Regions from separate parts of the Homo sapiens genome. Here region 2 is linked to region 1. A link is a loop called in an ENCODE intact Hi-C map of the cell type or tissue named here. Cell type or tissue: PC-3. All regions are shown on one strand. Each heading gives the region's core, and the rest is flanking DNA. Links, peaks and the distances in the headings are about the cores only. Region 1 overlaps CASP9 (caspase 9). Region 2 holds the start of CELA2A (chymotrypsin like elastase 2A).

Evidence for each region. Peaks named below come from ENCODE experiments on the same cell type or tissue, not always from the same donor. Only the 100,000 strongest peaks of a DNase experiment are listed, where the experiment ranks them.
Region 2: a loop joins it to region 1, with 4 times the contacts of the local background. A loop is called at or near these places in 1 of 110 quality-filtered maps.

Annotation. Positions count from the first base shown.
Region 1 is chr1:15,494,122-15,506,508 of GRCh38, reverse strand. It overlaps CASP9 (caspase 9), which reads left to right. Exons shown (of 9, transcript NM_001229.5): 5 at 430-519; 6 at 1,751-1,898; 7 at 11,057-11,236. Among named protein-coding and RNA genes, the nearest start is that of CASP9, 24 kb to the left of the region's middle. RefSeq lists enhancers at 614-1,114, 5,702-6,202. In PC-3, for the core only: a CTCF peak has its summit at 4,897 (motif pointing right); no DNase peak of the experiment used is centred there.
Region 2 is chr1:15,449,855-15,462,241 of GRCh38, reverse strand. CELA2A (chymotrypsin like elastase 2A) reads right to left here and starts at 5,510. Exons shown (of 8, transcript NM_033440.3): 1 at 5,449-5,510; 2 at 5,068-5,156; 3 at 584-681. The coding sequence starts at 5,488. In PC-3, for the core only: no CTCF peak of the experiment used is centred there; a DNase peak (open chromatin) is centred at 7,731; H3K27ac peaks cover 429 bases.

The sequences.
Region 1 (12,387 bases), core at 3,481-5,980:
GCCCAGGCGTTTGGGTTGGGCCCTTTGTTGTTTTATTTTTTGGGGGGGGCGGGGGCACAGAGTCCCACTCTGTCATCCAGGCTGGAGTACAGTGGCGCGATCTCGGCTCACTGCAACCTCCACCTCCCAGGTTCAAGCAATTCTCCTGCCTCAGCCTCCTGAGTAGCTGGGATTACAGGTGTGTGCCACCATGCCTGGCTAAATTTTTTTTTTTGTATTTTTAGTAGAGACGGGGTTTCACCATGTTGGCCAGGCTGGTCTCGAACTCGTGACCTCAAATGATCCACCTGCCTTGGCCTCCCAAAGTGCTGGGATTACAGGCGTGAACCACCATGCCTGGCCAGGCTGGGCCCTTTTATTGTTAGGAACGGTCCAGTCTGCATCTAGACCTATCCGTGCTTCTGGCTCACCTGCAGCCCTCTCTTGTAGAAAATGGTGCTGGCTTTGCTGGAGCTGGCGCAGCAGGACCACGGTGCTCTGGACTGCTGCGTGGTGGTCATTCTCTCTCACGGCTGTCAGGTAGGAAGCCTCCCACTGTTCCCTGGGCAGGCATTGGGTACTGGCCGTGCCAAGAGGCTGTGCAGGGGCCATGTCCCTTCTTGTGTCCAAAACACCCTTGGCTTTGTGGAAAAGGGCTGTGGGGCCCTGCCCACCTCCTGTTGTTTTCTTGGGAGCCATGTGGTCCTCTGAGGAGTTGGCTGCACCGTCCTGGGCAGGTCGGTGTTCCTGGGAGAAGCCCTCTGGGAGAGGGAGGGCAGAGACCAGGTCTGCTCACGAAGCTCCTGCACCCAGAGTTTGTTCAGAGGCGGGTACAGCACACATGTTGTCTCAGCTCCTGTCTCTGTCCTGTGAGGCACTGCCCCAGGCCCCTTGCTGCTGGTGGGACTCAGGACACCAGGCCCACTGGGGGCTTGGCCCCTTACGTATTTGTCACTGTGATTAAGCCCTTACCCCTTACTGGGCCTCAGTTTCCTCATCTTTTAAGTTGAGGAGTTGGACAGATCACAGTTATAAGCTGGGGCCTGGAGTCCCCCTGTGGTCTGCACGGTGTTTTGAAAACTGGCAAATTTCACATAAAAATCAGGATTTCTAGTTTCTCTTGACAAACCGCAAAGGTCTGGCCTGACGAGGCCAGCATCTTCAGCCAGTAAAACTCCAGCCTGTGGCTGGGCAGGGCTTTCCCTTTGGTCCTTTCTCTCATAATATGGTCCCTAGAGCTCATGAAGAATGTGGACTCCCAGGCCCTACCCTGGACCTCTTCATTCCAAGTCCGCCCAGCAACAAGGTTTCCAGGTGATTTCCATGCCCTTGAGGTCTGAGCTGAACTGATTTAAAGCAGCCACTCTCAGCGTTGAGCTGCCTCAGTCAGAGGGGCCTGGAGGACCATACTGCTGATTAGGAGGTCTGGGTGGGGCCCAGGAATCACATTTCTTACAAGTTCCCAAGCGATATTGATGCCGCTGCTGCAGGGGCCAAACTTTGAGAACCACTGGTCTAGAGGCCGCAGCCAGCACTCTCCAGGCACACTGGCCCCTAGAGGCACATGAGTTTGACATGCAACCCCTTGCTGTCAAGGTGTCTTTCCAGATGCTGACCAGGGTCTTTCCAGAACCAACCTGCTCTGTCTCAATCAGCCTCGTGCCCCTGGCTTTGACCTTCCAAATCCTTGGCTCCCACAAAACCTCTGAACAGGCTGTTGGATTCCTACTCCAACTTCTTGGTTTTGTAACCAGGGTTCTTGGTCTTCTAGGCCAGCCACCTGCAGTTCCCAGGGGCTGTCTACGGCACAGATGGATGCCCTGTGTCGGTCGAGAAGATTGTGAACATCTTCAATGGGACCAGCTGCCCCAGCCTGGGAGGGAAGCCCAAGCTCTTTTTCATCCAGGCCTGTGGTGGGGGTAAGCAGCTCCTCAGCCTCCCTCTGGGTGGGTCTGGTGGGGAGGGAGCCGCCACCTGCTTCTTTCTCCAGCCTGCCCCTCACAGGGCCCATGAGGTCTCTCCAGGCAGTCAGAGGGTACCACACATGGTCCCTTTTTGGCAGCACCTCTGTCTGGCTGGAGCAGGCCCTGCTCTGTCTGCTTTGTAGAGGTCAGAGTCTTCTGTTTCATGGCACAGTGGCATCATGGGCTCAAGTAACTTTGGCAGCTTCAATTCCAAAGACTTGGCAAAAAGAAAGCAGAAGAGAGAGGAGAAACCTCTTTTTATTTTTCTTGTCACCATTCTCCTGACCTCCATCAACTAGACCCCGTTTCCACTATCCCAGAGAAAGGGTGGCCACAGCTAAACTGCATGGAGAAACCAAAGAATTTAAATATTGGAATTTTCAAAAGTGTAGTTGTGGGGGTTCGAGGAACATTTAAAGATTACTTGGGCTGGGTGCAGTGTCTCATGCCCAACACTTTGGGAGGCCGAGGCAGGAGGATTGCTTGAGCCAGGAGTTCGAGACCAGCCTGGGCAACACAGCGAGACCCTGTCTCTATTTTTGTTTTGTTTTTTAAATGTATTACTTGGATTCTTTGTAGTTTTGCTGTATGCTCTAATTTTAAACTTAACTCCTATTACAGTGTTATCTGATTTTCTTATAAAAAAAGAGGGAAGAGAGACAAACATGGGGTTCCTAGTTTGTGGGTCATGACAGGAATATCAGGGAGCGCTAGAAATTCTGTCCCAGGGAGTCCCCTCTGCCCTAGGCTCTCCACGGACTGGAACATTCAGAAGGTATATCAGTTCCTTGCCTCCAGCCTGATCTGCCAGAGAAGTGAGCACTGTTATACCATAGCGCTGTCCAGCTCGTCCAGCTGTGACATGGGCACCTGTGGTCTATTTCTCCTGTGCACATCCAACTGCCCCATCCCTATTCCACGTTGGTGGAGTTGGGTGGAGGCTACCTAGGAGAGCAGTCTCTGGTCACATCATTCATCCAGTAAGTGTTTATTGAGCACCATCTGTATATACCAGGCTGTGCGTTAGGTGCTGGGGATAGGGGAAAAACAGAGTTTCAGTCTCCTGGAATTTATAATTTGACATGAACTGTATTAAGTCACTGTCATGACCCATGCCCATAACTTGACCACAAGTGATTGAGAACACTTGATTAACCCTGGATGGGCTACTGACCTATCTATCACACAGCCCTGGGCCAGTTCATCTCTAGACAGCTCAGCAAATGGGGAAAATAACAGAACCCACTCCCAAGCTCAGGTGATCCTCCCACCTCAGCCTCCTGAGTAGCTGGGGCTACAGGTGCACACTACCATGCCCAGCTAATTTTTCTATTTTTTTTTTGTAGAGACAGGGTTTTGCCATGTTGCCCAGGCTGGTCTTGAACTCCTGGGTTCAAGCAATCTGCTCACTTCGGCCTCCCAAAGTGCTGGGATTACAGGCGTGAGCCACTGTGCCCAGGCAACTTTAATAATATTTAATGCACTAATTGGTGTGTGTACAGTGATTGGTTCATTTTAATAACTGAAAACCCAGCCTGCCCCCCGCTCCCACCCCGGAGGACCCAGTGTCACATAAGAGTCCCCCACCCCGCTGTCGCCAGCAGAGTTCCCTCAGGACAACAGTAACAGGAAGTGAGGAAGGCTGCCACTCTCGGGGCTGTAGAAACCCTGCTCTGCCTCACCTCCTGTCTTATCCACAGTGTGTGGTCCAGCAATGCTCTTCCTTCGGAGCCTCCGGTCCCTCTTTCTCCTATGAATCAAATGAAAGACAGAAAGGGCAGGGGAATTAGGAATGCAGGCTGAGCAGGCATACCTACTTTCTGGACAGTTAGTCAGTCTTGTGCTCCTCCCATGCCCCATCCAGTCTCAGTCTCAACAGCAGGGAGGGCCTTTGTCACGTGAATATCTGCTGTCACTCTTAGGACTCAGTAGCAGGGCTTCCAAGGCCTTTGGTGACCTGGCCCCTGCCACTTCACCTTCCCCAGCCTGGCATGCTCCGAGTCCCCAGCACGGCCCAGCCTTCCCAGGATGTCCAGGCTCTTGCTTGCTCTTCTACCTGCTCCCCTGGCTAACTCTTTTTTTAAAATTCATTTTTACTTATTTTGTTTTAGAGATGGGGGTCTCACTATATTGCCCAGGCTAGTCTTGAACTGTTGGGTTCAAGTGATACTCCCACCTCCGCCTCCCAAAGTGCTGGGATAACAGGCATGAGCCACCGTGCCTGGCACCTGGCTGACTCTTAATCATCCATCCTTCTGGTTACAATTTATTGTCACTTCCCTAAACACCCCCTTTCTTGGCCAAAGTCAGGGTTAGCTGGCCTTTGTGCTCCTGCAGCCTCTGTCCCTCCCCTACCATAGCACTGTCTCATTGTATTGAGATGGGCTTATCCCCTGGTCAGCTCTGAGGGGAGGGCCAGGCCTACCCTGCAGCCAGGCCCCCAGCCTGGCACAGAGCCCACAGTCTGGTTGCGTCTCATGTGGATTCTAATTTGAATGTAAAGGAGAACCATACAAAAGCATCTGTGGTGGTTCACGCCTGTAATCCCAACAGTTTGGGAGGCCAAGGTGGGAGGATCTCTTGAGACGAGGAGTTTGAGACCAGTCTCTATCATAAAATTTAAAACATTAGCCAGGCCTGGTGGTGTGTGCCTATGGTCCCAGCTACTTGGGATGTTTAGGCAGGAAGATCGCTTGAGCCCTGGAGGTCGAGGCTACAGTGAGCCATGTTTACACTATTGCACTCCGGCCTGAGTGACAGAGCCAGTCTGTCACCTGTCTCTAAAAAAATAAAAAATAAAAAAAAAATATGAGCCAAATTTGGCATAATGTAGATTTCCATCATTAAAACAAAACTCACAGAAAACAGCAAGATTTCAAAGCCAGCATGCAGTGATTAAGATATCCCTTTGGAGTCGGGTCCTTGCTTTGCCTCCGCAGGCTGCGTGACCTGGTGCTTAACGCAGTTACCACATGGTGGCGCCACGTCAGCTGAGAGCAGAAATAGAAAGGTCCCCGTTCTTCACTAGTGCCTGGCGAGGGGTCTGTTTACATGCATCAGAACACCTGTCCTGGGTTTTGAGGACTCTTGTATTGCTATTTTATAACTCACTATAATACTTTAAAAATATTTAATTTAAAAATCATTTAATAATTAATTTAAATATAATAATAAATAATTTAAAAATCATTTTTAAATAATAATTTTAAAACCCTCCAACATGTCATCCACCCATTCATTAGGAGGTAACAGCACCAGGGCTGAAAAATGTGCATTAAAGTCGATAACTTTGGTGTGCAACGTCAGCGTGATAGGCAACCAAGTAGCCACCTCTCTGAGGCTGAGCCGTCAATTTTGGGGTGACCCCTCTTTGGGATTTGAGAGATCGGGCTGAGAAGACAGAAAGCAATGACAATATGCTGCAGTGGTCGTGGATTTTCTGTGCGGAGGGAACATCTCCTCCTACTGTATATTTATTCTTGTGGGGAATGAGTCCTGCCCTACGGGGAGTTTTGCATTAATGAGGCTCTCTAAGAACCGAGGCTCTCCAAGAACCAAGCCATGCATACAGTGCAGAACACCCTAGGCAAGGCCTTCACATCAGATTTGTGGGCTGAGGCTGACACGTGAACGGAGCTGCCTTAGCGCCCCGCCTGACCCCCTCTTTCCTTTCCCCCACACCCCCTGCTCTGATCTGCTGTCTCTTCTCAGCCTCTCTGCTCACCCTGTCTCTTCTGGCCATTCTTAACGGCATCCCCCACTTAGGCATCCCTCCGCCCCCACAGGCTGCCAGGCAGACCCAGCACCATCACATTCACGCCTCAGGCCTCCTTGCTGTGCTGTTTCACGTCATTCCCAGACACCTGGGGCAGATTCCGGAGTCTCTACCAAGAAAACAACCAGAAGCAATGAACCACAAAATCTGGAGAAAAACATGGCTGTCACAGATCAAAGAGGCCCCCCTTTGGAGGCTGGGGGCCTCCGTGAGAAGCAGTGGGATAGTTGAGAGGCAAAAAACATGGGGCAGAATTCCGCGCCCCTCATATCAGCTGGGAGAATGCCAATGACCAGTGGTTTCTGAGCTTTAGCTGTGTGGGGTAAGAGGTCAATAGATTTTGGTGTTACTATTATGGGGTTGCCAGAGCCACCTCTGTTCCTGCCAGATGGGCCCCCAGCTCCTCTGGGTGAACTGTGACTTCCCTCAGTCACATAGATCCAGCCATGCAAACCTGCCTGCGTTGCGGCCACAGCACTTGCTGTCTCTCTCACCAGGACCGTTCTCCCTGATGGCATCAGGGCCTGGATCACAGTCACATTCTCCAGGAGTGTTTTTGCAGGGGACCCTCTGGATCACTCCTACTCCAACTTCAGCCTATTTTTAAAAAAATTTCTCTTTTTTTTTCTGCAGTATGTATACATAGTTAAATATATATTTATATTTTTTAACCAAAGCTCTTGTTAGATGCCTTCTTTCCTGAGTAGCCCTCTGTGCTCCGCCTTACCCCACCCACCATGAGCCCTACTGCAGAAGACCTCATCCCGGAAGACCTCCGTCAGTGTCTCCACTTCAGTAGCTCTGTAGCTGAGCCATGTGGGGCACAAGTCCTGCCAGGACCTCTCTGTTTTCCAAGCTTGGCACTGCCTTTGGGGAGTCTAGATTTTAAAATGGAAAAGACAAAAAATATGGCAACCTAAAAAAGAAAATAATTCAGAATGTTATAAGCTAATACAGCCATCTCATTTTTGCATCTTCCTTTTGGATTCCAGCCCATGAGCACAGTCTGCTTTTCTCAGCTAACGTTATCCCTTAAGCAGTTCCCCAGATCTCCATGGCCTTCATCATCACTAGCTCAAATGGCTTTATAATGGGCCATTTTCATGACATGCACTAATTTACTAAACCATTTTCCTAATGTCGGCCATTTAGGTGATATCTAATTTTTGGCTCACACAACCACAGGTGTCTTCATATAGAAAGCTTTTGACTGCATTTGAATTATTTTCTTAGGAAATTACTGGATTAGAAGGTGTAAACATCTCCATGGATTTCATTATCCATGACTTGGTGTCTATTTGGTATTTTTCTGATGGCTTCTTTGATTCTAGAAAAGGATTTGCCATAGTGCAAGAAGTACAAATGATAACACTAGGACAAAATAGAGAGGGAACACAAGGAGAGAAGAAAAGTAAAAGTTTGGATTCCAAAAATACATCCTAGGATGTCCTGCAGCTTTCTACAGTTCTCTAATGTACAAGTGAATTAAAAATTTAAGGTATACAACGACTGATTTTAGAGATAAAATCACTTTGCAGATGTAAAGAAACATGGAAAAATCCCAGCCATTGGTAATAGTAGACTCAAAAATGAGGTAGGTCAAAGTCCCAGTCAGCCTCTGTCTGGGGGGAAACCCCTTAACTTATCTCAGTCTCAGTTGCCTAATTACATAAAATGGAATACTGATAGCTACTTGCTAGAGGTGGCCTGCGCATTTTTTACGCTTTCCAGCCGCCATTGGAAATAAGATCATTGGCCAGGGGCGGTGGCTCACGCCTGTCATCCCAGCACTTTGGGAGGCTGAGGCGGGCAGATCACGAGGTCAGGAGATCAAGACCATCCTGGCTAACACAGTGAAGCCCCATCTCTACAAATAATTAGCCAGGTGTGGTGGCACACGCCTGTAGTCCCAGCTACTTGGGAGGCTGAGACAGGAGAATCGCTTGAACCCAGGAGGCGAAGCTTGCAGTGAGCCATCGCGCCACTGCATTCCAGCCTGGATGACAGAGCGAGACTCTGTCTCAAAAAAAAAAAAAAAAAAAAAAAAAGATCACTTTCAAGATCCATGGAATCTGGTGTTCTATAGTTCTATATCTGGTATTTGCAAGACAGAAGTCAGGAATAGAGACTCCAGACACATTTCTTCCCTTGGTTGTCTTAAAGGGGACACTGTGATCTTGACAGCCTGAGTAAAGGGTTTGAGTGAGTGCCTATGATATAGTGGACAGTTTCCTCAACTATATTTCTAAAAAAAGACAAGTTTTATGTCTTTTTAAAAATTGTGGCAAAATACATATAACATAAAATTTACTATCTTAACCATTTTTTTGGGGTGATTGCTTGAGCTCAGGAGTTTGAGGCTGGAGCGAGTTAAGATCATGCCACTTCAATCTGGGCAACAGAGCAAAAGTGTGTCTCTTAAAAAAAAAAATGCCTGTAATCCCAGCACTTTGGGAGGCCAAGGCAGGCAGATTGCTTGAGCCCAGGAGTTTGAGACCAGCCCGGGCAACATGGCAAGATCCTGTCTCTACAAAAAATACAAAAATTAACTGGGTGTGGTGGCACCTGTAGTCCCAGCTACTTGAGAGGCTGAGGTGGGGGATCACTTGAGCCTGGCAGGTCAAGGCTGCAGTGAGCTGTGATTGCACCACTGCACTCCAGCCTGGGTGACAGAATGAGACTCTCTCAAAAAACAAAAACAAAAACAAAAAACAATCCCCCAAAACAAAACAAAAAACCACTGCCCTCTCCCCACTGAATGGTCCTGCCACCCTTTTCAAAATTCATTTGACCACGCATGTGAGGGTGTATGTCTGGGCTCTATTCAATGACATTGACCTATGTCTGTCTTTATGCCAGTACCATACTGTTTTGATTACTGTAGCTTTGTAGTAAGTTTTGAAATCAGGAAGTGTGAGTCCTCCAATTTTGCTCTTTTTCCAGATTGTTTTGTCTATTTGGGGTCCCTTGAGATTCTCGTGTGAATTTTAGGATAGATTTTCTATTTCTGCAAAAAACATCATTGGGGTTTTGATAGGGATTACATTTAATCTATGGATTGCTTTGGGTAGTATTGAGATCTTTAAGTTTTCTAATCCATGAACATAGGATATATTTCCATTTATTTATATCTTTTTTTTTTTTTTCTTGAGACAGAGTCTCGCTCTGTTGTCAGACTGGAGGACTGTGGCGCCATCTCGGCTCACTGCAACCTCTGACTCCCTGGTTCAAGCAATTCTCCTGCTTCAGCCTCCTGAGTAGCTGGGATTACAGGCACACGCCACCACGCCCAGCTAATTTTTATATTTTTAGTAGAGACGGGGTTTCACCATGTTGGCTAGGATGGTCTCAATCTCCTGACCTAGTGATCCACCAGCCTCGGTCTCCCAAAGTGCTGGGATTACAGGCGTGAGCCACTGTGCCTGGCCTATGTCTTCTTTATTTTTCTTTCTTTCTTTCTTTCTTTTTTTTTTTTTTTTTTAGATGGAGTCCTGCTCTGTTGCCCAGGCTGGAGTGCAATGGCACGATCTTGACTCACTGCAACCTCCGCCTCCTGGATTCAAGTGATTTTCCTGCCTCAGCCTCCCAAGTAGCTGGGATTACAGGTGCCCACCACCACGCCTGGGTAATTTTTGTATTTTTTAATAGAGACGGGGTTTTACCATGTTGGCCAGGCTTGTTTCAAACTCCTGACCTCAGGTGATCTGCCTGCCTTGGCCTCCCAAAGTGCTGGGATTACAGGTGTGAGCCACTGTGCCCGGCTCTTTTTCTTTTTTGAGACTGGGTCTTGCTTTGTCACCCAGGCTGAAGTGCAGTGGCGCGATCACTGCACACTGCAGCCTCAACTGCTTGGACTCAAGTGGTTCTCCCACCTCAGCCTCACGAGTAGCTGGGACCACAGGCACATGCCACCACACCTGGCTAAATTTTTTATTATGTGTAGAGATGAGGTTTTGCTGGTCTGGAACTCCTGGGCTCAAGGGATCCTCCTGCCTCAGCCTCCCAAAGTGTTGAGATTACAGGCGTGAGCCATGGCATCCAGCCTTCTTTCTTTCAGCAATGTTTTGTAGTTTTCATTTTACAAGTCTTTCATCTTGGTTAAGTTAATTTCTAACTATTTTATTATTTTTGATGCTATTGTCAATGGAACCATTTTTGTAATTTCTTTTTCTGATTGTTCATTGTTAGTGTATAGAAATGGAAGTATTTTTTGTGGTTGGCTTCGTATCCTGCTAATATGCTAATTTTATTTGTTCTAATAGTGTTTCATCTTTAGGGTTTTCTGCATATAAAATCATACCATTTGTGAGTAGAGATAATTTTACTCCTTCTTTCCAATTTGAATGTCTTTTATTTCTTTTTCTTGCCTCCTTGCTCTATTAACTTCTAGTAATGTGTTGAATAGAAGTGGCAAAAGCAGAAATTCTTGCCTTCTTCCTGATCTTATAGAAAAAGGTTTCAGTCTTTCACCATTGAGTATAATGTTTGCTGTGGGTTTTTCATATATGGCTTTTACTATGTTGAGGTAGTTTCCTTCTATTCTGAGTTTGTTGACTGTTTTTATCATGAAAGCTTGTTGAATTTTGTCATGTGCTTTTTTCTGCATCAATTGAGATGATGATGTAGGGTTTTTTTCATTCTCTTATGAACCCCAAAAATCTGAGACAGGTCTCAGTCAATTTAAGAAGTTTCTTTTGCCAAAGTTAAGGATGCACGCCCAGGAGACAGGTCTATGCCTTTCTCTGAACATGAATTTTAGGGTTCCAAATTTAAAGGGGAAAGGGCAGGATATTGAGAAGTACACAGTTTTCAGGTAAGAGCAGGGTAGGGGGAAATAGTCATTCAAGCATTTGTCTGGCTCAGTGAATTTGCATTTTTACGTAAGGTAACATAGGGCAGGGGAAAATGCAGGGAACCTGCATTTTTACGTAAGATAACAAAGACAAATGGGGCAGGGGAATAATCAGATATGCATTTGTGCCAGGTGGGCAGAGGGGTGATGCCTCTGTAAAGATAAGCTATCCATTTACATTGCCGTGGTGAATTTTATCAGACAACTATCTTGGAGCTCACCAGGAATTTCCTTGTGGGCAAAATATGGGAGAGGTGTGTAGCTTTTCATCTTGTAGCCATCTTATTTAGGAACCAAAACGGGGAGGCAGGTTTGCGTGACCCAGTTCCCAGCTTGACTTTTCCGTTTGGCTTAATGAGTTTGGGGTCCCAAGATTTATTTTCCTTTCACACTGTTAATGTAGTATATTGCACCGACTTTCATATGTTGAACCATCCTTGTCTGTGTATTTCAATGACAAGAGGTGTTTGTTTCTGCTTCCTGCAGAGCAGAAAGACCATGGGTTTGAGGTGGCCTCCACTTCCCCTGAAGACGAGTCCCCTGGCAGTAACCCCGAGCCAGATGCCACCCCGTTCCAGGAAGGTTTGAGGACCTTCGACCAGCTGGACGCCATATCTAGTTTGCCCACACCCAGTGACATCTTTGTGTCCTACTCTACTTTCCCAGGTGAGCACATCAGAAGGGCTCGTCCTCGCAGCCAGTGGGTCTTCCCGTCTGCCCTAGAGGCAGCTGTGTGGTGAGAGAAAAGACCAGGGTATGAGTCCTGGTTCTGTCTTTTGCCCCTCTGTGACCCTGAGCAAGTTACTTCTCTCTGAGCCTCGGCTCAGGCTGAGCGGGCAAGGATGCGCGCTGCAAGGAGGCCTGCGCCCTTGGGTTCCTATGCCTCACTTGCCTCTCCTCTGCCTGACCCTGCCTCTGCCTTCGCATCTTTAGCAGGGGAATAGGAATCGTGCCTCAGGGGTTTCCATGGGAATTAAACAAGGTGGCTGGCACGTCACTGAGCACAGTGCGGGGCACGTAGTAGTTGCAGCAAGCGGTAGTTTCCTTCCTTCTTTTTTTTTTTTTTTTTTTTTTTTGAGATGGAATCTCGCTCTGTTGCCCAGGCTGGAGTGCAGTGGCGCGATCTTGGGTCACTGCAAGCTCTGCATCCCGGGTTCACACCATTCTCCTGCCTCAGCCTCCCAAGTAGCTGGGACTACAAGCACCTGCCACCACGCCTGGCTAATTTTTTGTATTTTTAGTAGAGATGGGGTTTCACCGTGTTAGCCACGATGGTCTCGATCTCCTGACCTCGTGATCCACCTGCCTCGGCTTCCCAAAGTGCTGGGATTACAGGCGTGAGCCACCGCGCCCAGCCTTTTTTTTTTTTTTTTTGAGACGGAGTCTTGCTTTGTCGCCCAGGCTGGAGTTCAGTAGCATGATCTCAGCTCACTGCAACCTCCACCTCCCGGGTTGAAGTAATTCTCCTGCCTTAGCCTCCTAAGTAGCTGGGATTACAGGCATGCATCACCACACCCAGCTAATTTTTGTATTTTTAGTAGACACAGGGTTTCACCATGTTGGCCAGGCTGGTCAAGAATTCCTGACCTCAAGTGATTTGCCCACCTCGGCCTTCCAAAATGCTGGGATTACAGGTGTGAGCCACTGTGCCTGGCAGTTTCCTTCCTTTCTTATGTCTTGGATGAGTCACTTGACTTTTCCAAGCCTTGGTTTCCTTGCTGGGAAAACAGGAATTATAGCCGGAATCAGGGGATGGTCATGAGGGTGAAATAAGATCATGATTAGGGCAGAGCCTCAGGGGCCAGGCTGCTCCTGTT
Region 2 (12,387 bases), core at 6,561-9,060, 47 kb after region 1:
GATCACTCCTGGTAGGGAGTCACGCCGACCCGGCAGAAACTCCGGTGAGTTCCAGCTGTGATGAGCAGAGGTCACGGACAAAGAAGAGGATAAGTGAACAACGTTGCAGAACCTTGTGGGCCTTTATAATTCATCTATAATTCAGAATTAGCTTTCACTGAGCACTTACTAAGTGCCAGGCCCTTTGGTAAATCAACTCATTGAATTCACACTAAATTCTGTTACTCCATTTTTCTGCAGGTGATGGTATTGAAGCTTTGAGAAGTCAGTTAAGTTGTTCAAGGGAACCCAATTCCAGATCCAGAGGCCACATGTAGTTTCCCCAAGAGGGCAGAGATTGGGCCTTCCCCTCCTCTTCATCCTCCCTCAGTGCCTGCCTGGCACAGACACTCCATCCATGCCATGTACTGACATTGATGGGCCAACACACTGAACCATTGATTGACTACAGCTTGTGTCTCAGCCAGTATAGTGGTTATTTGCAAGGCTGCTTTATGTAGCATGGTTCAGGCCATTTGAGCCCCCAGCTCAGAAATGAGCACCAGCTGGTGAGCAGGCCAAGCGCCCAGGGAAAGGCAGTTACCTGATGCAGTGGGCAGCCGTCAGGACCCAGCTGTTGGCTATCAGGGACCCTCCGCAGGTGTGGTACCACTTGCCATTGGAGCTGTACTGCAGGGAGACCTGGGGAGAAGCAAAGGAGCTCTGTGGCTAGGTTTGAAAGAGCAGGGCCTCCCTGCACTCCAGTTTCCCAAGAACGGGGCTGGGACAAGGGTAAGGGGGAGTGAGGCAGTCGCCTCATGTGCACAACTTAAGGCAGCACCCAAAACCTCAGCCATCAAGATAAAAAACGTGTTAATGCAATCTACATGAAAAACAATCAGGCCAGGCATGGTGGCTCATGCTTGTAATCCCAACACTTCGGGAGGCCAAGGAAGGAGGATCACTTGAGCCCAGGAGTTTGAGACCAGCCTGGGCAACATGGTGAAACCCCATCTGATAAGGTTTGGCTGTGTCCCTACCCAAATCTCATCTTGAATTATAGTTCTTATAATCCCCATTTGTCGTGCGAGGGACCTGGTGGGAGGTAATTGAATCATGAGGGTGGTCACCTCCATGCTGTTTTCATGATAGTGAGTAAGTTCTCACAAGATCTGATGGTTTTATAAGGGTCTTTCCCCCACTTTTGCTCGGCACTTCTCCCTGCTACCGCTGCGTGAACAAGGATGTGTTTCCTTTCCCTTCTGCCATGATTATAAGTTTCCTGAGGCCTCCCCAGCCACGCTGAGCTATGAGTCAGTTAAACCTCTTTCCTTTATAAATTACCCAGTCTCAGATATGTCTTTATTAGCCGTGTGAGGCAGGACTAAATACATTGTCTCTACAACAAAAATAGCCCAAAATGAGCCGCTGGGTGCGGCGGTGCATGCCTATAGTCCCGGTTACTCAGAAGGCTGAGGTGGGAGTATTGCTTGAACCCAGGAGTTTGTGAACCAGCCTGGGCACCATAGTGAGAACTTGACCCTACCAAAAAAATTTTAAAATAAAATAAAATTAACAGAGTGAGACCAGGTCTTTAAAAAAAAAAAAAAAGAACTTTAAGGTGGTGACATTTGACACTGTTTTAGTCTCTAATGAAGCTGTTCCATGCCCTTCCTGTTCCTTCATTCCTCCTCCCCTGTCTTTCAATTCCCTGCCACGGCCAAGCAGAGGGGAGGGAGGTGACAGTAGGGCATGGACTGCTCTGATCGGGCTCCCTATAACTGTGGGGAACGATGACCTGTTTGTTGGCAGATGCCTGCTTTTCTCTGAACGTTGTTGTTTTTAATTAGCCATTTGGCATTTCTCGTTTGTGTGACATTAAGAGGTCTTAAAAAAGATGTTTAAAATTAGAAAAAGTGAAAAAAGATACTTAAAAGGATGTACCCCCCCCCCAATTTAAAAATGTGCTGAAACCATCGTACAGATGTGAAATTTAGCCCACATAATACGTATTATGTGTGGCCAGCAAAGTGTAGCTAAAGAGGTAGCACTGAACCAGATTTGAATCCTCATTCGCCCCCCGGGCTAACCCAGTGCCTTTGGGGAATTCTGTAACCTTTCCAAGTCCCAGTTGCCTTCTCTGGAAATGGGGAACATAAGCCACTGTGCAGGGCTCTCAGGGTGACTCATACTGTAATTAAGCCTGGGTGACAGAATGAGACTCTGTCTCCTGGAGAAGAAACAAAATTGCATTAAAATATCATTCATCTTCGTTAGTGAGGTTTTTTGTTTGTTTGTATTTTTTTTTTTTTTTTGAGATGGCTATCTATGTTGCCCATGCTGGTCTCAAACTCTTGGGCTCAAGCAATCCTCCTGCCTCAGCCCCTTGAATAGCTGGGATTAAAGGTGTGTGCCACTGTTCCTGGCTGGTTGCTGAGTTTTGTGCTACCCCCTTACATTTTGCCTCCAGAGTGAATGTCTTACTTGCCTCATCTGAGTCCCCACCCAGCTAGATCTGCCTTATTTCCGCAGGGAAACAGAAGCACAAAGCATAGGGACTCTTCATGGATTAACATTCACTGGTTCTCAAGGCAAGAATACTTTTGTGCAAGAGGGTGAGGAAGTATTTTTGTAGGCAGCAATGATTAGTTCTTAGCACAAATGCGCCCGGTGTTATGGGGCCCTGTAGCAGAGGGACTGTGGCCCTTCTTCCAAATTCTCAGGGAAAAAATACTGTGGGACTGTGAGAAAAGCAAAAGAACTGGCAAAAGCACACAAAGCCAAGTATATAAATTGTGAGGCTGGGTTGAGAGGCTCACGCCTGTGATCCCAGCACTTTGGGAGGCCGACGCAGGAGGATCACTTGAGCCCAGAAGTTCAAGACCAGCCTGGGCAACATAGTGAGACCCATCTCTAAAAAAAAAAAAAGAAACTTAACCGGGTGTGGGGGCATGCACCTGTGGTCTCAGCTGATAGGGAGGCTGAGGTGGGAGGATCGCTTGAGCCTAGGAGTTCGAGGCCGCTGTGAGCCATGTTTCACCAGCCACTGTACTCCAGCCTGGGTGACAGAATGTGACACTGTCTCAAAAAAAAAAAAAAATTACTATGGGTGAGCACAGTGGTGGGTGCCTGTAATCCCAGCACTTTGGGAGGCTGAGGCAGGTAGATGGCCAGAGCCCAGGAGTTGGAGGCTGCAGTGAGCTATGATTGTGCCACTGCACTCCAGCCTGGGTGACAGAGCAAGACTCTGTCTCAAAAAAAGAAAAAAATGTGAAATATCTGCCATCATTCTATCGTTGACAGTCTTTTTTTTTTTTTTTTTTTTTTTTTTTTTTTTTTTTTTTTTTTTTTTTTATGGATCTCACTCTGTCACCCAGGCTGGAGTGCAGAGGTGTGATCTTGGCTCACCGCAACCTGCGCCTCCCAGGTTCAAGCGATTCTTGTGCCTCAGCCTCCCAAGTAGCTGGGACTACAGGTGCCCGCCACCATGCCTGGCTAATTTTTGTATTTTTAGTAGAGGCAGAGTTTCACCATGTTGGCCAGGCTGGTCTCAAACTCCTGACCTCAGGTGATCCACCTGCCTCGGCCTGCCAAAGTGCTGGGATTACAGGCATGAGCCACCACGCCTGGCCTATCATTGACAGTCTCTTAATCAAGGAGCAGATGAATGAACGCTGGCCTCTCTAAACACAGTGACTGCTGCATGGGTCACTCTGAATGCTCAAGGCTAGTGGGCTGCTAGTTGCTCCTCCTACTTAAGGTAGAAACTCATCCTGATTCAGCTGGGTTTGCTCCCAAAGCAGTTTATATCAATTATGCTTGTAATAATGAAATTTGATTAAACATGTAACCAATGAAATATGAGTTCAGAAAGAGAGTCGTTATTTATATGGAAACAAAGTTAAATGCTTGGAAGAGACTGGATCACCATGACTCTTAAAAAATTGCTCTTGAAGTAGTGTCTGTGAGAAAATGGAAAGATTGGATGGGCTCATAACTCAGATTGCTTTGTGAACGTCTCAAAGTTACTGCTCTGCTTTAAAGAAACGGGTTTGTAGATAAGATATGGGGCATGGCTTATATGAAAAAGACAGTTAAGAACTCAAAAAATTGTTTACATAGTCTAAGATAAAATCTTTACTATATATATATGATTTAAAATAATTTCTTTATAACCAACTTTTCAATTACTCGGTCCCAATTACATCAGATAAATGAGATTTCACTATATTTGTTTATGTCAATGTAAACTTTACACATTTCTCTTAAAATCCCCACCATTAACACGTCTGAGTAATTTACACCTGTGCCCCACTTGGCAGTTTAGTCTTGATACCACTATGATTATATCAACTTAAGAAAACATTTTTTTCATTGGTAACATTGATTTGCCTGTGGTTAAAGATTAATCTGCGCAAATAGCACTGATTGGTTCCTTAAAGCAAGGAATGTTTGCATAGGTAGTCTTGAATGGTTCCTAGACTGATGGTACATTTGTAAACAAGCCTCTGATTGGTTAATAGAGTAATACTATATTTGCTGCCTATGGGCAGTGGGGAGGGGACAGCTCCTTACTGCAGCTGGAGGAGGCACCTCTCCCTCCACTCCCAAGGTTGGCCAAGGCCACAGAAATGTATCTTTTTTTTTTTTTTTGAGACAGAGTCTTGCTTTGTTGCCCAGGCTGGAGTACAGTGGTGCAATTTCAGCTCACTGCAACCTCTGCCTCCTGGGTTCAAGCGATCCTCCTGCCTAAGCCTCCCCAGTTGCTGGGATTACAGGCGTGTGCCACCACACCTGGCTACTTGTGTATTATTAGTAGAGGCAGGTTTCACCATGTTGGCCAGGCTGGTCTCAAACTCCTGACTTCAGGTGATCTGCCCACCACAGCCTCCCACAGTGCTGGGATAACAGGCATGAGCCACTGCGCCCAGCCGGAAATATATCTTATTGCTAAAGTTGCCTGTGCTGCTCTCTGAGTCCCATCAATACTCACTTTGCCAGCACAATAGACGCCATGGTGGAAGGGCAAAGGGGAGATGTAAAGGGAGTGGGGCAGGGACGGGGAGAAGTACAGTGTGGTCAACTCACCTGCCAGGGCCAGCTGTTGGGCCTCGCTTCTTCACCGCCAACCACCCTAGTCACATAAGGTGGGTAAGTGGGGTCCCCACAACTGAGGGCTGTGAAAAGAGAAAGGGTCTTGAGTCAGGAAGCAGCGACCCACACAATGTAAACTACACTTGCTGCGCATTCTGACCCCCCAAATAGAAAACCCTTGTTCTAGAAGGATCCCAAGAGGTCATAGAATCCTGCTCTTTGCTCCAATTCTTTGAAACTCCATTCCAATGTTCTTATGATTATAGGTCTGAATGCAGTAGGGGTTGGGTGGGGGCGAGAGGGGAGGACAGGAAGATCCCATTTCCAGCCCCACCAGGGCATGGGAAACCAGTGCCTCTGGGTAACAGGACTTACCTCCAGCCACCAAAGTGGACAGCAGCAGCGTCCTTATCATGGTGTGTCCGTGGGAGTTCTGTAAGCGTGGCCCTGGATAAGGCCCTGGTTTTATGAGCGGACTTATCAGTGAGAGATACAGTAAGAGCACGCAAGATGGGGTTTTCTCAAAGCCCAGTGGAAAAAAGAGCTGTGTCCAAATATTTTTTTTTTCCCATTTCCTCCCAAATGTCACCCTAGAAATACTTTGAAAAAGATGCCAAAGGTAGATATTGGAATATGGGTTCCATCTGTTTTGAAGAGATTATGTTGTGTGTTAGGGAAGGAAGAAAAATACTAATTGTTGGTGCTCGGAGTTGTTTTTTTTTTTGTTTGTTTGTTTTTGTTCCCCTCCCTGGGTAAGACTGAGGAGAGGAGTTGTGTTTTCTTTCTTTCTTTCTTTCTTTTTTCTTTCTGAGATGGAGTCTTGCTCTGTCACCCAGGCTGGAATGAAGTGGCGTGATCTCAGCTCACTGCAACCTCTGCCTCCTGGGTTCAAGCAATTCCCCTGCTTCAGCCTCCCTAGTAGTTGGGATTACAGGTGTGTGCCACCATTGCTGGCTAATTTTTGTATTTTTAGTAGAGACGGGGGGTCTCATCATGTTGGCCAGGCTGGTGTCGAACTCCTGGCCTCAAGTGATCTGCTCGCCTCGGCCTCCCAAAGTGCTAGGATTACAGGCTGAGCCACCATGCCCGGCCAGGAGTTGTGTTTTCAATGAAAAGATTAAGGTGGCATGCTGAGCCCACAGCATTCTAAGGCAGTATTTCTCAATGGGGCTGGTTCAGCCCACCAGGAGACGTTTGACAACATCTGGAGAGAATTTTGGTTGTCATGGCTGGGGTTGATGTAAATTGGCATCCAGTGGGCAGGGAGCAGAGAGCAGAGACGCTGCTAAACACCCGACAATGCACTGGGCAATAGGACTCGCCCTGCCCCAAATGTCAATGGTGCTGAGACTGAGAAAGCCTGTTCTAGGCCATACCAGGGGTTGCAATGTGACCTTGGCTGAGTCATGTAAGTCTCTAGACCCATCTGTGAAACAGGGAGAGAAACCCATGCCCAGTATTGTTTCACAACATTGTGGTAAGGATTTGTATAATGTGGGGAAGGTGCACATGTAGCAGAATTTGCATAATGCGGGGAAGGTGCACATGTAGCAGAAGGCAAGGCCGACATGCACAATTAGGATCTGGCCACTCTAATGATGGGGGGAAGCAGAACGCTGGCAGAGGAGGGCTTCATCTGGTGGATGAAAATGCACTTTACGGCCGGGCACGGTGGCTCACTCCTATAATCCCAGAACTTTGGGAGGCTGATGCGGGCAGACCACCTGAGGCCAGGAGTTCAAGACCAGCCTGGCCAACATGGTGAAACCCCGTCTCTACTAAAAATACAAAAATTAGTAGCGTGTGGGGCTGCATGCCTGTAGTCCCAGCTACTCAGGAGGCTGAGGCAGGATAACCTCTCGAACCTTGGAGGTGGAGGTTGCAGTGAGCTGAGATCGCACCACTGCACTTTAGTTTGGGCAACAGAGCAAGACTCCATCTCAAAAAAAAAAAAAAAAAAGACCAGCTCCACACTCTTAAGACTTGATATCAAGTGTTTTTTTTTTTTTTTTTTTTTTTTTTTTTTTTTTTTTTTTGAGACGGAGTCTCGCTCTGTCACTCAGGCTAGGGCGTAGTGGCGCGATCTCGGCTCACTGCTACCTCTGCTTCTCAAGTTCAAGTGATTCTTCTGCCTCAGCCTCCCTAGTAGCTGGGACTACAGGCACCGGCCACCACACCCGACTTATTTTTGTATTTTTAGTAGAGACGGGGTTTCACCATATTGGCCAGGCTGGTCTTGAACTCCTCACCTCGTGTTCGTCCGCCTCGGCCTCCCAAAGTGCTGGGATTACAGGCATGAACCACCGCGCCCAGCCGAGTTCAAGTCTTTGATCCATCAATTTTGAGTGTGGTGGTCTGGACAAGCCACTTATCTTCTGGGCCTTACTTTCCTAGATAACCATCCAGGCCTGGATTGCAGGATTGTTGTACGGGTAAGAAAATGGGTGGGAAAGAATTCTGCAATCTCCCTAGGATGGTGCAAAGGTGAGAAAGATTGGGTGGGGGGCAGCATCCCATGGGACTGGATGTCAGAAGATGTAGATTCCAGTCCCAACTCCATCCCATAATCCCTGTAACAGTTTGGACTCATTTGTGGTCTGTATGAGTCACTACAGCAACCAACTATTTCTTAAGTCTCATATTTTATCTTAAAGGTTCATGTGAATTTGGCGTTCTGCTCTGTATCTTTGTTTGTTTTAATATAAAAATAAAGTTTGTCCTGTATGAGGCCACTGAACAAACACCTGCTGTGAATTTGCTGTGTGACCTTGGGCCAATCCCACAGGCTTTCTGGCCCGGGGTGCCTATCTACAAACAGGGAGAGGAACAGATGCTTGGTCTGTTCCATCACATTGCTGTCAGGATTTTTTGTTTTGCTTTGTTTTTTGTTTGTTTTTTTGAGACAGAGTCTCGCTCTGCCACCCAAGCTGGAATGCAGTGGCGCCATCTCGGCTCACAGCAACCTCCATCAGGAGGTTCAAGCGATTCTCCTGCCTTTGCCTCCTGAGTTCCTGGGATTACAGGTGCCCGCCACCATGCCCGGCTAATTTTTTGTAATTTTAGTAGAGACGGGGTTTCATCATGTTGGCTAGGCTGGTCTCGAACTCCTGACCCCAGGTGATCTGAGATTACATGCGTAAGCCCCCGTGCCTGGCCAGATGCGAAATTCTCACGGGGTTTGTGACTCATTCAGAACAACTACTCTGAGGAGCCACGTGGCTTAGGGGCTGGGGGCCTGGGCTTAAGACCCCCAGTGCCTCTGTGTAGTGAGTCTGTGGTTTGGCTCCTCTCTACGGAGTGTGGCCTGGGCCAGCAGCATCAGCACAGCTCAGTCGCTGGTTAGAAATGCAGAATTTCCCATCTTCGGTGTCTGTGGTTTAATAGGATCCCCAGATGATTTTGTTCCTCTGCATATTAACATTTGAGAGGCACTGGGCTAGGGTACATTTCACTCTATTCCTTGAGTTTCTCACCTATCAAAGAGAAGCAATAACAATACCATTTATGTCTTAGGATTGTTAGAATCAAACAACAGTTTATTCACTGAAAGCACTCAGAATAGTAACTGTGCAATAAACATTTACTCTTAATTCCTTAGACCTGCGGGCCTCCGATATTAGAGCAGCACAGAATTCTTGAAACCTTTTCATCAAAGAATCCAAGTAGTTTAGCGGCTGGCAAACTTTCTGTGTAAAGGGCCAGATACTAAATATTTCAGACTTGCAGACCATATGGTCTCTGTCACAACTAGTCAACTCGGCCGTTGCAGTGCAAAAGCAGCCATATGGGCATAGCCATGTTCCAATAAAACTTTATTTACAAAACAGATTTGGTTTGCAGGCTCTAGTTTGCAGTAAAGTGATGATCTGGGGTCTAGCACGCAGCACTAACAATAGCAAAATGTCTTGGAAGTCTCATTCTTCATCTGAAAGCTTAATTTGAATTTTGCAACTTCATAATATAGCTGGGTTCATTTCAATATAAAGTTTTTTCTTCCCTTCTGATCTTCACAGAAAATGGATGCTATGGGAAGATGCTGCCTGTTTATTCTCTGCCTTCACGTGGTCCCCTGGCCCACTGCCATGAGGACCTTTGTAGACTCAACCTGTGTCTCAACTTGATAGGACTCAGTTTCTGGGAAGTGGACCCCCAAGGATATGCCGGAGGCCTGAGGTCTGAGGCCTGCTAGGAATGAGCCTTCCTCTCTTAAGGAACAAAAAGAGAGAGGGAAGCCCGGGTGCAGTGGCTCACGCCTTTAATCCCAGCACTTTGGGAGACTAAGGTGGGTGGATGACCTGAGGTCAGAAGTTCGAGACCAGCCTGGCCAACATGATGAAACCCCGTCTCTACTAAAAAAATAAAAAATTAGCTGGGTGTGGTAGTGGGTGTCTGTAATCCCAGCTACTCGGGAGGCTGAGGCAGGAGAATCGCTTGAACCAGGGAGGTGGAGGTTGCAGTGAGCCGAGATCGTGCCACTGCACTCCAGCCTGGGCAACAAGAGCGAAACTCCATCTCAAAAAAAGACAGAGGGAATATTTGAGTCCAGGGAGCGAAGTCAGTAGTAGTAATGGCCCTCTCTGCCCCATTCACTAGCCTCTGTCATTTCATTGGCTCCCCAGTAAGGAGACAGGGCAGGTGTCCATTTCACAGATGGGGAAAACTGAGGCCCAGGGAGGTTAAGTGACTCAGCCACTGACTGCCTGTCAGTGGTGAGTTCAGAGCTCCAGCCCAGTGAGTGCCCTCCCTCTGCCCTGCCCTAGTTTATGCTTCTCATTTGAGTCAGAGAGAATGTGGATGTGGTGGCTGACCAAGATGGCCCTGATTCTTCATCCTCCCTGCATCCATGCCCTTTGCCATGCAGGGCCCTCCCGGGAGGTGGGTGAGACATGCAGAGCCAGGCTGCCCAGTCTGACCCACACTGGATCAGCCAACCCTGGCTGACCCCTAAACATATGAGTGAGTCCAGCCCAAATTAGCAGGGCTGCCTGACAGCCCCAACTGTCCCCAGATGTGTCAGCAATAAGTGCTCACCACTGCATGCCACTAGGAGTTTGGGGTAGGTTGTTAGGCAGCATTATCACACCTCTGGTAGCTGATACAGTGGCTGAAAGTCTTTTGTGAGCATCTGGGAGCAATAATTCTCTCAAGCCTCTGTCTCTCTGGGCTTATTGCTGGTTTTATTGAGGCTTCTCGGCACCCCCACAGGCTACACCTCCCTGGTCACTAGAGGAGGTCAGCGTGCAAGGGCATCCTTAGACTTTAGGATTCATGGCAGAACCACAAGTTGTTAGTTGCACAGGCTCTGGAGTTAGACTACCTGGGTTTAAATCATGGTGCCCCATTGCTAGCTGTGTGATCTGGGCTGAGGTTTGAAATCTCTCTGAGCCTCAGTTTCCTCATCTGTAAAGAGGGATAATAAACAGGGTTGCCATGAGGATGAAATGAGGTCATATATATGAAGCCTTGGGCGGAGCCTAACACAAATTAGCAAGTGCTCAATATATGCTAGCCACGCAACGGCTATTAGGCATCCAATGGCACACTAGTGGATCAGTGGCTGGTGGGGCTCTCAGCAGCCCCTTCCAGGCCTCCCAGCCCCCAGGCAGAAGGTGGAGGTGGGAGGGTCAGTGCCTAAGTTTCCAGTTTCCCTCCCTTCCAGCCACCAGTTTGTGACCTCTGGGACAAAGTCCACAAATCCCTACTCTCACCCAAGCCAGATCCCAGGGAGTCCTTCCTGACCCCTCCTTCTCCCTCCCCACTACACCCACCACAGTGCGCTTTGGATTTTGCCTTCTAACACGGGAGGAAGGATGGTGAATCTGGTTCCTATTGCTGTTGTAATAAATTGTCACAAACTTAGTGGCAAAAAACACACACATTTATTATCTTGTAGTTCTGGAGGTCAGAAGTCCACAGTTTTTCCTCACTGGGCTAAAGTCCAGGTATAGGCAGGACTGTTCCCTTCTGGAGGTGTAGAGAAGAATCCATTTCCTGGCCTTTACCAGCTTCCAGAGGCCGCCTGCATTCCTTGGTTCATGGCCCCTTCCTCTATCTTCAGAGCCAGCAGTGCAGCATCCTTAAATCTCTCTCTGACCCTGACCCTCTTGTCTCACTGTTCTAAGGACCCTTATTGATTACACAGACCCCACCCAGATAATCCAAGATGGTCACTCCATGGGAAGATCCTTAATTTAATCATATCTGAACAATCTCTTTTGCTGAGTAAGGTAACATGTTCACAGGTTCTGGGGGTTGGGGTGTACACATCTTTTGCAGGGAGCATTATTCTGTTTACCATACATAGGCATTGATTCTTGGGCATAATAATGGATCTTGTCCCCAAAGCTGAGAATTTTACACTCTTTTTTTTTTTTTTTGGAGACAGTTTTGCTCTTTCGCCCACCCAGGCTGGAGTGAAGTGGCACGATCTCGGCTCACTGCAACTTCCACCCCCCAGGTCCAAGTGATTCTCCTGCCTTAGCCTCCCGAGTAGCTGGGATTATACGTGCCTGCCACCACGCCTGGCTAATTTTTTGTACTTTTAGTAGAGACAGGGTTTTGTCATGTTGGCCAGGCTGGTCTCGAACTCTTGACCTCAGGTGATCCACTCCCACCTTGGCCTCCCAAAGTGCTGGGATTACAGGCATGAGCCACCGCGCCTGGCCAAATTTTACAGTCTTGTTGAACAAACCGAACTGTGGGTTGTGTTTCACCATGTATTAGCTAACAAATGGTAATTTTTGTTGTTGTTTTTTCTCGTTTTCTGAGACAGGATCTTACTCTGTTGACCAGGCTGGGGTGCAGTGGCATGATCACGGCTCACTGCAGCCTTGACCTCCTGGGCTCAAGTGATCCTCCTGTCTCAGCCTCCCAAGTAGCTGCCACGACAGGTACATGCCACCACGCCTGGCTAATTTTTGTATTCTTTGTAGAGACAGGGTCTTGCTATGTTGCCCAGGCTGGTCTCGAACTCCTGGGCTCAAGCATCCTTCTGCCTCAGCCTTCCAAGTAGCTGGGACTACAGGTGTGTGCTACCATGCCTGGCTCCTGACAAACAATCGTTTTGATAATTAATCAGATTCCTGGAAGTTTGTGTAGATGTGGGGCTGGAGGCTTGCTGCTCAACGCTACAACTGTACCCCTTAAATAATTACTGAAACCTCCCTTTTCTCCTTTTCATTACCGCCTCCATCCGGGCTGCATTATTTCTGGCCTAGACTGCTGCAGCAGCCTCCTTACTGGCCTGTCTGCCTCCACTCTTGCCTGCTCCAAATCACCCTCCCCACAGCTGTCTGATGGACACTGTAGTGTACA